Regions from separate parts of the Homo sapiens genome. Here region 2 is linked to region 1. Evidence: read pairs that join two places in POLR2A ChIA-PET (ENCODE). Cell type or tissue: Panc1. All regions are shown on one strand. Each heading gives the region's core, and the rest is flanking DNA. Links, peaks and the distances in the headings are about the cores only. Region 1 overlaps INPP5B (inositol polyphosphate-5-phosphatase B). Region 2 overlaps FHL3 (four and a half LIM domains 3).

Evidence for each region. ChIA-PET counts read pairs that join two places held together with the same protein. Peaks named below come from ENCODE experiments on the same cell type or tissue, not always from the same donor. Only the 100,000 strongest peaks of a DNase experiment are listed, where the experiment ranks them.
Region 2: POLR2A ChIA-PET joins it to region 1 with 9 read pairs; 8 of 35 experiments call an interaction of 5 or more read pairs at or near these places.

The regions. Positions count from the first base shown.
Region 1 is chr1:37,877,719-37,883,197 of GRCh38, forward strand. It overlaps INPP5B (inositol polyphosphate-5-phosphatase B), which reads right to left. Exons shown (of 24, transcript NM_005540.3): 14 at 5,089-5,200; 15 at 2,367-2,476; 16 at 470-605. Among named protein-coding and RNA genes, the nearest start is that of MTF1, 21 kb to the left of the region's middle. In Panc1, for the core only: no CTCF peak of the experiment used is centred there; no DNase peak of the experiment used is centred there.
Region 2 is chr1:37,994,844-38,000,073 of GRCh38, forward strand. FHL3 (four and a half LIM domains 3) reads right to left here. Exons shown (of 6, transcript NM_004468.5): 2 at 4,414-4,589; 3 at 4,131-4,305; 4 at 3,120-3,289; 5 at 2,841-3,027; 6 at 1,927-2,716. The coding sequence starts at 4,569. The coding sequence ends at 2,562. Among named protein-coding and RNA genes, the nearest start is that of SF3A3, 7.4 kb to the left of the region's middle. RefSeq lists a silencer at 1,774-2,068 and enhancers at 2,645-3,566, 4,656-5,230. In Panc1, for the core only: no CTCF peak of the experiment used is centred there; no DNase peak of the experiment used is centred there; H3K4me3 peaks cover 1,493 bases; H3K27ac peaks cover 2,313 bases.

The DNA of each region.
Region 1 (5,479 bases), core at 180-5,179:
ATACATACATTATGGCTCATCCATACTATGGAATACTTTGCAACCTTTAAAAATAATGAGAAGAAAGCTCTACCTTCACTGTCCTGGAAAGATCTCCTAAGACATATTCAGTCAGGGAAAAAAAGATGTCCTCAGAGCAAAATGTATAATATGATCTCTTTTACAAAAAAGGAAAAATATCCTCAATGTTGTATACACAATACTGACACACCCATTTATAAACGCATAGAGAAAGGTCTGCAAAGAGACAGTTCAAAAATGCAAAAGGGAACTTCCATGTATGAGGAAAAATGCAGAGGCATACTAAAACAATTATTAACCAAGTTGTTAATAATTGTTTTAAATTGTCCTAAAAGGGGCTTCTTCCCTCTCAAAAGGAGAGGAAGAAACCAGAAAGACAAGAAATGGTCTTAGTTGTGAAAGCCAATTCCCTCCAGAATGATTACAACAGGTACCAGCTGCCACCTACCCCGATGTCAAACACTGAGCTGACAGGCTTGTGGTCACTGGTCTTCAGGGCCATGTGGCTCTGGTAACTCAGCTGAGTGATGTTCTTCCCTTTCCAGAGAATCCGATCACACCAGGCAGGAGCACGGCACTTCTCACTGAAATGCAAAGTCCACACTGGAAGTACTCACAGAAACAGCAGTGCCCGCTGCCTGGCGAGTGCCCTGGCTCAGGTGGGGAGTGATGAATCAGGGCCTTCATGTCCATGTGGCTAAGTCATCTGAGGCAGCAAGAGCAATTCGGGCCCACCAAGGGATAACATGTATCCTGTGGGTATCATCCAAAACAACCATGAAAGCTCAAAGCCAAAACAGAGTTCAGACTGATTCTCTGATCTTTATCCTCCTATGAGAATCAGGAGAGAATTAAAAAACCAATCTGACAGTAAGCATGCTATGGTCTTTATTTTTTATTTTTATTTATTTATTTATTTATTTTTATAGAGATGGAGTCTTGCTCTGTCGCCCAGGCTGGAGTGCAGTGGTGTGATCTCAGCTCACTGCAACCTCCACCTCCCAGGTTCAAGCAATTCTCCTACCTCAGCCTCCCGAATAGCTGGGACTATAGGTGTGCACCGCCATGGCTGGCTAATTTTTTGTATTTTAGTAGAGGTGGGGTTTCACCATGTTGCCCAGGCTGGTCTTGAACTCCTGAGCTCAGGCAATCTGCCCGCCTCGGCCTCCCAAAGTGCTGGGATTACAGGCGTGAGCCACCGCACCCAGCCTATGGTCTTTAAAAGATCTTGGTTAAGGCCAGGCACGGTGGCTCACGCCTGTAATCCCAGCACTTTGGGAGGCCAAGGCAGGGGGATCATGAGGTCAGGAGGTCATGAGGTCAAGAGATTGAGACCATCCTGGCCAACATGGTGAAACCCCGTCTCTACTAAAAATACAAAAATTAGCTGGGCATGGTGGTGTGTGCCTGTAGTCCCAGCTACTCGGGAGGCTGAGGCAGGAGAATTGCTTGAACCCGGGAGGCAGAGGTTGCAGTGAGCCGAGATTGTGCCACTGCACTACAGCCTGGCGACAGAGTGAGACTCCGTCTCAAAAAAAAAAAAAGATGCTAGTTAAGAGAACAGCCTCTGAATTCCCACTGCCTGGGTTCAAATCCTACCTGTACCCCTTGTCTGCTTGGGGGCCTCTTTAATTTTTCTATGCTTCAGTTTCCAATCTCATAAAATGAGGTTAATAAATCATACCTACTTCAACAGGTTCTTGAGGATTAAATGAGAAAATAACAAGGGCATCAAATAGTACATGGCACATGGTAAGCACTAATAAAAATATTAACTACTGACTTTGGGAGGCTGAGGCAGGCGGATCACTTGAGGTCAGGAGTTCAAGACCAGCTTGGCCAACATGGTGAAACCCTGTCTCTACAAAATTAGCTGGGCCTGGTGGCACATGCCTGTAATCCTAGCTACTTGGGAGGATGAGGCAGGAGAATCGCTTGAACTCGGGAGGCAGGGGTTGCAGTGGGCCAAGATCCAGCCATTGTACCCTAGCCTGGATGACAGAGCAAGACTCTGTCTCAAAACAAACAAACAAACAAAAATATTAACTACTGTGTAATGTCCAAGTACCAGCTAAGTTAGTTGGAATCATCTCATCCTAGGCACAGCTAAAAAGTAAACCAGTATTAAAATTATGGAACAAAGGCTAAGGCAGTCACAAAGTTAATACATGGGAAAGAAGCCTGCTTCATGAGCAGATACTGAGAGAAAATGTTTGATCAGAGTGCAAAACATAGGGAAAAAGTCACAGGAAGCATATATTCTTCCTTAGGTCCAAAAGGGCAAGTACTTCCCAGAATTTCTGGGTTTCCGTTTGCTCAACCCTTTGAAGCAACCTCTGACCTACCTGGTATCCCAGTCGTCAGAGCCCGTATCATACTTGTAAGTAGGCTGGAATGTGAGCTCACCCTCTGTGAAGCCTTCAAAGACAGTCTTTGCGGCCACCTGAATTTTCAGCTATACAAAAGGATGGGAGAAAAAAAAATATCAGAATAAAAAGGTCAAACTTTGAATTAGTGGAGAAAAGCATATCAATCTGGAATTCAAACTCTAACCCAAAGGAAAAAGCCCCAAAAGAAAGTTATTCTGTAAGATCTTAAGTTAGCTAACTCCTAGGAAGTGGACAAGCTGACCACTCTTTTGCCTGTATATGGTTTTTATTTTTTATTTTTTAAGTTTTTAATGTTTTATTTATTTATTTATTTATTTATTTATTTTGAGACGGAGTCTCGCTCTGTCACCCAGGCTGGAGTGCAATGGCGCAATCTCGGCTCACCGCAACCTCCACCTCCCAGGTTAAAGTGATTCTCCTGCCTCAGTCTCCTGAGTAGCTGGGATTACAGGCGCATGCCACCACGCCTGGCTAACTTTTGTATTTTTAGTAGAGACAGAGTTTCACCATGTTGGCAAGGCTGGTCTCGAACTCCTGACGTGATCCACCCACCTCGGCCTCCCAAAGTGCTGGGATTACAGGCGTCAGCCACAGCGCCTAGCCTAATGTTTTTTATTTTTCAGTCTCACTCTGTCACCCAGGCTGGAGTGCCATTGTGCGACCATAGCTCACTACAGCCTCCATCTCCTGGGCTCAGGCAATCCTCCTGCCTCAGCCTCCCAAGTAGCTGGGACTGCAGCTGTGCAACACCACACAGCTATATTTAAAAATCTTTTAGAGGCAGGGTCTCACTATATTGCCTAGGCTGGTCTCAAACTCTTGGCCTCAAGTGATCCTGCCGCCTTGGTCTCCCAAAGTGTTGGGATTGCATGTGCAAGCCATTGTGTCTGGCTAAGGCTCTTTCATAAGAGCATAGCTACACCCAAAGGGCCTGAGTATCATCTTACTGAGATATCTTTAAGAGGATTAGGTACCACTTAACAAACTAATAGTTTTTCTCTTCCAGGTATCAAACACTTCATCTGTGTAGCACAGTTGCTCCAAATATACATAAAGATAGAACTGCGTTGTCAAATTAGTTATGCGAACTGGGGGAAGCTCTGTGCCTTGGTTTCTCCATCTGTAAATTTTGGATTTATAATAGAATCTACCTCATAGGGTCTTTAGAAAGATTCACTGTCAACTTAAACAGTGCCTGACACATTAGGAAAACAGCTAGCATCCTTCCTATTAATTTTAGGAGCGCCTTCCAGATCACACTCTCAGCAAGATCAAAACCACAGGTGCTCTTCCCTCTTCCCTGGAGCACCACACTTGGCACTACACGGACTGGTGAAGAACTATCAGCTCTAACATTGCACATGGTCAGCTATTTAGTAGATACTACTTGCCAAATTCCTGAAAAAACTATTTAAAAAGCAACAGAAAATAGTAAAAATGTAGGTATGAATGTAAGCTGACCCTTACATATAGAGCTTAAAACCATGTGGTAGGCAGATAACACACAAAATGGGTACAACTACTTCAGGAAAGACCAGAAAAGAAGGCAAGTAGAGATGGGTATCAAACTACAAGAGAAATTAGAATGCCTCAGACCAGAACACAGAGGAGATAAACAGAGAAAGACATAACTAAGTTGAGAATCTTTTTCTTTAATTAATCTGCACTGGGGAAAAAAAGATAATAGAGGCTGGGCGCGGTGGCTCATGCCTGTAATCCCAGTGCTTTGGGAGGCTGAGGTGGATGGATCACGAGGTCAGGAGTTCGAGACCAGCCTGGCCAGCACGGTGAAACCCCGTCTTTACTAAAAATATAAAAAATTAGCCGGGCATACTGGCACGTGCCTGTAGTCCCAACTACTTGGGAGGTTGAGGCAGGAGAATTGCTTGAACCCAGCAGGCAGAGGTTGCAGCGAGCTGAGGTCACAACACTGCACTCCAGCCTGGGTGCCAGAGCAAGACTCTGTCTCAAAAAAAAAAAAAAGATAATAGAAAGATTTAGACTAATGACAATACTAAGGTTACTAAAAGGGAGGATATAGAACAACAACAACAAAAAAGGACTTTAACATTCTGAACAACCTGACCACCTGAACAGGTCTGAAATCTACTGAAAGAAGTAGCCAGAAGAAAGTCACAGGGAAACAGATTCTCTTGTACTGTGAAACAGCGAGTGCTCTGAGAAGGAAACGCTACGTCAAGCAATGATGGAGAACAGCAGGTTACAGAAGTGATTCCTACAGAAAGTGAGGAAAGCCACTTGGGAAGAGCTGTCACTCACACTAGAGAAGTGTGGTGACGAGAAGCACAGAGGAGAAGGAGGCTCATTCTAAAAACAATTATTACATCATCTTAAATATACCAAGTCCTTTCTTTATAGAAGCTTGGTACTCTTTTAGCCCTAACTTCAGACCTCTTGAATAAATGAATGACAAGGTGAGAGAGAGAACATGCTCTTGCTCCCACAGGAGACAAGGTGCTTCAGGAGAGAGCCAATGGGGAGACAACTATGGAAGAGGGAAATGCAGATGAAATGAAGAAATGACTGGACAACATCAGGAACTCAGGGAAACCTCCCAAGCCAAGGAGGAAGAGGCTGCGAGTTTGGAAGCCAGGCTTTTCTGTGCCCTCATGGTGGAGGACAGCTGCTGGAAGAGGGCACAGGTGGCCATCTGTACCTGATCATATGCATACAGCATTTGAAAGTCCTTCTCTTCGATGAGCTTTTTCACTTTTTCCACATCCAGCTCTTCTATCCTGTAGTTGAGGTCCCCCAGCCACAAGATCACACTGTGAGGACAGAGCACAAAGGTAACAGGGTTTAGGAGGAACTTTAACCTGATCTACCCAGGGTGCTTCTGACAAAGGCCCCTGAGGCTCAGCCTCTTGGGAGGTGGGTGGGAAAATGGCTCAACTGTTCGGAAAATTTTTTTCTCTCGCCATCCCATTTAATAATCTAATGTGATGCTTGCTCAATTATCTTGGTCCAAGTTCATTATAAACAGCCTTGTGTTCTCCTTAGCTATTTTATTCTTGTAGGTTGGAAAGACAGTCTAATAAGATCTAAAA
Region 2 (5,230 bases), core at 231-5,230, 120 kb after region 1:
ACTGCGCCTGGCCTTGATTATATGTCTGGGTTTCTAAGATGTTAAGTCTGAAAAATGTTTGTATTGAAATAAATCAAACAATTTTGTAGCTGCACATCTCTCACTTCCTGTTAGGTGGGTGGACCGCCTTACCACCACCATCCTCCAGTCACTGTGTCTCAAACCTGATGCCTTCCTGCCCCTAAATGTTTCTTCATCCCCACTCCAGGCAGCAAGTCTTGCCTTTTCCACTCGAGCTGCTACCTGCTGCAAGATGTCTCACCCGGACCACACTACACTAGCCTCCGAACCAGCCTGCTCATCTTACCCCTCCACTCCATTATTCATGCTGCAGCCAGCATGATCTGTCTACAACTCTGCTCATCACAGGCCCCTGCTTAAACAGTTCCATAGGCTGCATTTCCTGCAGGGTGAGGTCTGTGCAACTTGGCATTCGGCTTTTTAGGACCTGGGCTCTGCCTGCCATTTTACTCTCCTGGCACTTCCTCCAAATGGAATTACTTGCTACTTCCCCAAAGCACCGTATGTTCTCAGGCCTCCAGGCCTTTGCGCCAGTTGTTTTCTATGCTTGGACTGCTCTTCCTCAACAAGTATTTACTGAACACATAGTAAGTGCCGGGAGCTGAGAACGAGAGCGGGGAGCAAGGCAGGCAGGATCTCAGTCCTTAGGCTGGTGGGAGAGAGAAACAAATAAAACCGTAAGCATATGTGGTAATTATTAATTATAAACACACGTGGTAGGCATTCGTAAAAGTTTGTTGAAAATGTCGGGGAGGGAACTTAAGAGGGCGGGTCAATAGTTGCAGCAAACCACCGTGCACACGTATACCTATGTAACAAACCTACACGTTCTGCACACGTATCTTGAAACTTAAAGTAAAATAAAAAAAAAAAAAAGAAAAGAAAATGTCAACCATGGCTTCAGAAAGCGGTTAGAGTCCAGGATCTACCAGTGACTACCTATGTGACTTGGGGCAGCTGACTGCAGGCGTCTCCACCTCTGTGTAATGGAAGTAATAATGCCCGCCCACAGGACGGGAGGAATTAATATGAGATACATACAATCTGGCGGTTTCCGCCGGGCCGGAGGGGCTCTCCCACTCCAGGGCGCCGAGGGTCCGCCTGCCCAGGGCCGGGCCTCGCTGCAGGCAGCTGTGGGCGCCACTGTGTGCGCATACCTGCCCCGACAGCCGGACGGTCGGCCGAGCCCAGACCGCGGCAGCCAGGGTCAGGGACAAGGGACGTCGGACGCCGGGCGGGCGAGGGGAGCGTCGCCCCGCCCATCTCCCCACTTTGGGGGACAGCCCCCCTCGCTCATTCCCGCCTCCACCCTTGACTTGAATCACTGTTGGCGGGGGACGGGGCGTGACCCATTCATGCCGGGAATCGGATCCAGATGTTCCCGCGGCGTGTGCAGCTGCATCCTTGCCTTTTTTGGCAAAAAACGTGCGGCCGCGAGAGGATCCTGGGCCGCCCTTGCTAATCCTTGGGAAGAGGGGGAAGGGGGCTGAGAGGGTCTGGGCCCAGACTGGGGATCGGAACCAGGTCCTTGCTCTGCGGGCTTTGGGCAGGGCTGTTGGCGGAGGAGACTATTCGTACCAGCCAATTAAGGAACCCCACCGCCACCCTGGCTTTCATCTGGAACCTCCCCCAAACCCCTCCCTTCCCTACATGAGGGAAAAAGCCCTCTGCCAGCAGGGAGGCAGGACGAGCTCCAGAGGGAGGGTAGCTGTGGCGGGGATCCCCTTCATGGGGAGAGACTTCCCACCCCATGGCCCGGCCCCCCTCCACCCCACCCTGCAAGGATGAGGTCTAGCAGAGATTCTGAGCCTCCCAGTCTGCAAAAACCCTTCCTTCCCCATTATACCCTGAACACACACACACACACACACACACACACACACACACACACACGGAGGCCCCTGCTTCCTCACACCGCTTTATTGCAGAATCTGGAAGGGGGATGAGCCAATCTCACCCCTCTGCCCATCTATGGGCAAAATGGAGCTGAAATAAAATGAGAAGACACTCGGTGGCGACCTGCTGGGCAGCACCCTGTACCCTAGGGCCCCTTATCAGTGGGCTCCTGATCTGCTGCCCCCACAGCCTCAACCGCGGGGATGGGGTGGGGCAGGTCAAGCCTGAGAACAGTCCACTTTCAAGGACTTCCCAGGCACCCATAGGAGACCTGAAACCTATAAAGAGAAGTCTAGATTTAAGGGGGCCTAAGTCCCAGAGTCCAGGTTTGGAGGGCTCGGGTCTAGAGCCCTGATTTGGGGAGAGGACTCAGTCTGGGAACCCAGACTGCAGGGGAGAGGGTGAATTCTGGAGTCCAGGTGTGGGGAGGGGGCTTGACTCATGGAGGCTCTGTAAGAGCCCAGGTTTGGGGCCCTGGGTCAGGGAGTACCAGTTTGGGGATGCTGGAGTGGGGAGACAATCCTGGAGCCCAGAAGGAGACCCATTTTTTTTGGCGGGGGGAGCTGAGTCCCAGAGGTGGTTTAGAAAAGGAGCCACAGTCCTGGGCCCGTGGTATGGGAAAGCCTGGGTCCAGGAGCCCTGGCTTAGGGCCCTGCCTGGCTACAGCCCTGGCAGAGCACTTGGTCTCCATCCGGTACGAAGCCCTGGCCCACCAGGGAGGTAGAGCAGCGGGCGCAGGAGAAGCAGTTGTGGTGCCAGTGTCGGTCTTCAAAGGACACATACTTGCCTCCACCGAGTCCTGGAGGGAGGCTGGAAGTTAGCTATGCAGATGTGGGGATGGTCCGGCCCTCAACCTCACCCAATACCACATCCCACTCCCTTGCCTGCACCCTACCCACTCCGTTCTTTGACCCTTGTCCCACCTACGATGGGGCGCTTGCAGCTGCTGCACTTAGGTGCAAAGAGTTCTCCAAAACAGGCCACACAGTAGGGATCTTCATCCCGGGAGGTGAACTGCTGCCCTGCCAGGGGCGTCTGGCATCCGGTACAGACCAGACATTCTCGATGCCACGGCTGATCACGGTATGTCACTCCACCCTGTGTCAGCGTCTGTGGGGGCAGCATCCATTAGTAGGTATGAGTGGGGATTCCCACCCCACAACAGGCCTCACTCACCCCCACCTGGCTGGCCCAGCCCCCACCTTGCTGCAGCGGGCGCAGCGAGGAGCAAACTTGTTCTCATAGCAGGGCACGCAGTAGTGAGCACCCTTGTCGGGCACAAAAGAACGGGAGCCCAGTGGCTGTTCACAGCCACTGCACAGGAAGCAGTGCTCATGCCATGTCTGGCCTCCATATTCCAGCTTCCGGGACCCTGTGGGGAACAGGGGTCCCATTTAGAGGTTGTGTCCCATGCTCCTGAGGGCCACCCTCTGTAACTTCCCCAGGAGTCTCCACTCCTCTCTCAGCGTGAGCAGGGTGGTGTCCGTGCACATGCAGCAAGAACCCCCCCGCCCTATGTATATTACACATGCTAACCTCTCCCCAGACACCGGACATGATGACCCAGCTAGACACGAGGGTTTTGGCCTATGTTAAGCCCCCATATGTCCCAGAGATGACAATTTCAGCACACATCAAGCCTCCATGTAACAGTCATGAAGTCTCACTAAGAGCTAAGCCCTCATATAACAGATGTGATGATTTTAGCACTCACATGGGACCCCACATGTACCAGGCAAGTAAGTATCTGCCCACACAAAGTTCTAATGCCCTGGGCATGACAGGTTCGGTACATGCTAAGCCCTCGCATCTCCTCGGCACACCATTCTCCATAGGTGCTGAGTCCCAGCATTTCTATTAGGCATGCAGGTCCCCACACATGTTAAGCCCTCTGTTTATCTGCTTCTGCATACATTAAGACCCAATGCAACAAGCATGACAGTCTCAGCACACCTCTAGTTCCTACCTGTACTAAACATGCAGATATTCACACATGCTAAGCCCCCAAGTATGTATCACATGTGTCAATCTGCCTGTACATAGTAGCCCCCAGGAGTATACCAGGCAAACAGATCCCGTATATACTAAATTTCCAGAAACATGCTGTGTATGCAGGTCTTTACACAGACCAAGTCTCCATGTATCAGACAGACACATGCAAAGACCCTACGCAGATGCCAGTTCTCACACAAGATGAGCCCCTGAACACATACCAGGCATGACAGTCTCCCCACAAGCGGAGCACTGCGAGGAAAACGCACTGCAGTAGCAGTCATTGCAGAGCAGCTCACTGTCCTGGCAGGTGAAGGGTTCATCGGCTAGTGAGCGCTGGCAGCGGCAGCAGCGGAAGCAGCCCTCGTGGAAATGGCGGTCTTCATAGAACAGCTCCTGTGGGGAACACAGCAGGGGCACTGGCACCCAGGCCTCATGGACCCATCCTTTGCCCCCTTCCACTGGTCACCACCCACCTCCTGCCTGGCCTGGCCCTCTCCTTACCCTCGAGTCATGCCCGATAAGCTGCTGGCACTCAGCACAGGTGTTGGCAAAGGTATTGTCATAGCAGGGCACACAGTAGGGGCCGCTGTCTGTCTGGATGTACTTGCGTCCATACAGGGACTCGTTGCATTTTGCACAGTCAAATGACTCGCTCATGGTGGCAAGGGGAGAGAACCCTGTTAGGAGCACAAGGTGGAACTGGGGTCACACAGAGAGGCTGTGGCTTGGCTCCTGGCAAAGAGGCCTCTGCATTCAAAACACAGCCAAGAGACCCGGCATAGGAAATGCCAGTTCAGAGTAGGTGGGGATGGGGAAGGGGTGCTTCTGGGAAACCAGGAATCCCACATGTTTCTTTCTGTATTTAACTCGGGGTAGGAAGAGGTCAGGAAAAAAACCAGGAAGCAGAAGTTGTTTTCTTATCTAGGCCCTAGCAGATCTAGGGGGAGGGGGCTTTTCCTGGGTCAGTGACTCATTTCCTGTCCCAGCCAGCGTCTAGCCTCCACTGTCCCGACTGTCCCCAGCGTGGGAGAAGCAGGGGCAGGGAGCCACCCCACTCTACTCCTTATGAGCAGTACTCCCACCCTCTCCTGACTCCCAGGAAGGGACTTTAGGAATATGGATAAAGGAACCCTTAACCAGAGCTCTGGAGTACAGAACTTAGAGACGGGAATGGGCTGTGCCTGCCCCTCCTGATCCAGAAAACAGTGGAATGCTAGAGAGGTGCTGGACTAATGAATGGTAGAAGAGGCCAGTGTGAGAGGTTGGGCCTTCCCTCCCGGGGAATCAGCCAAGCAATGGGAACTTCAGAGGCTCAGCT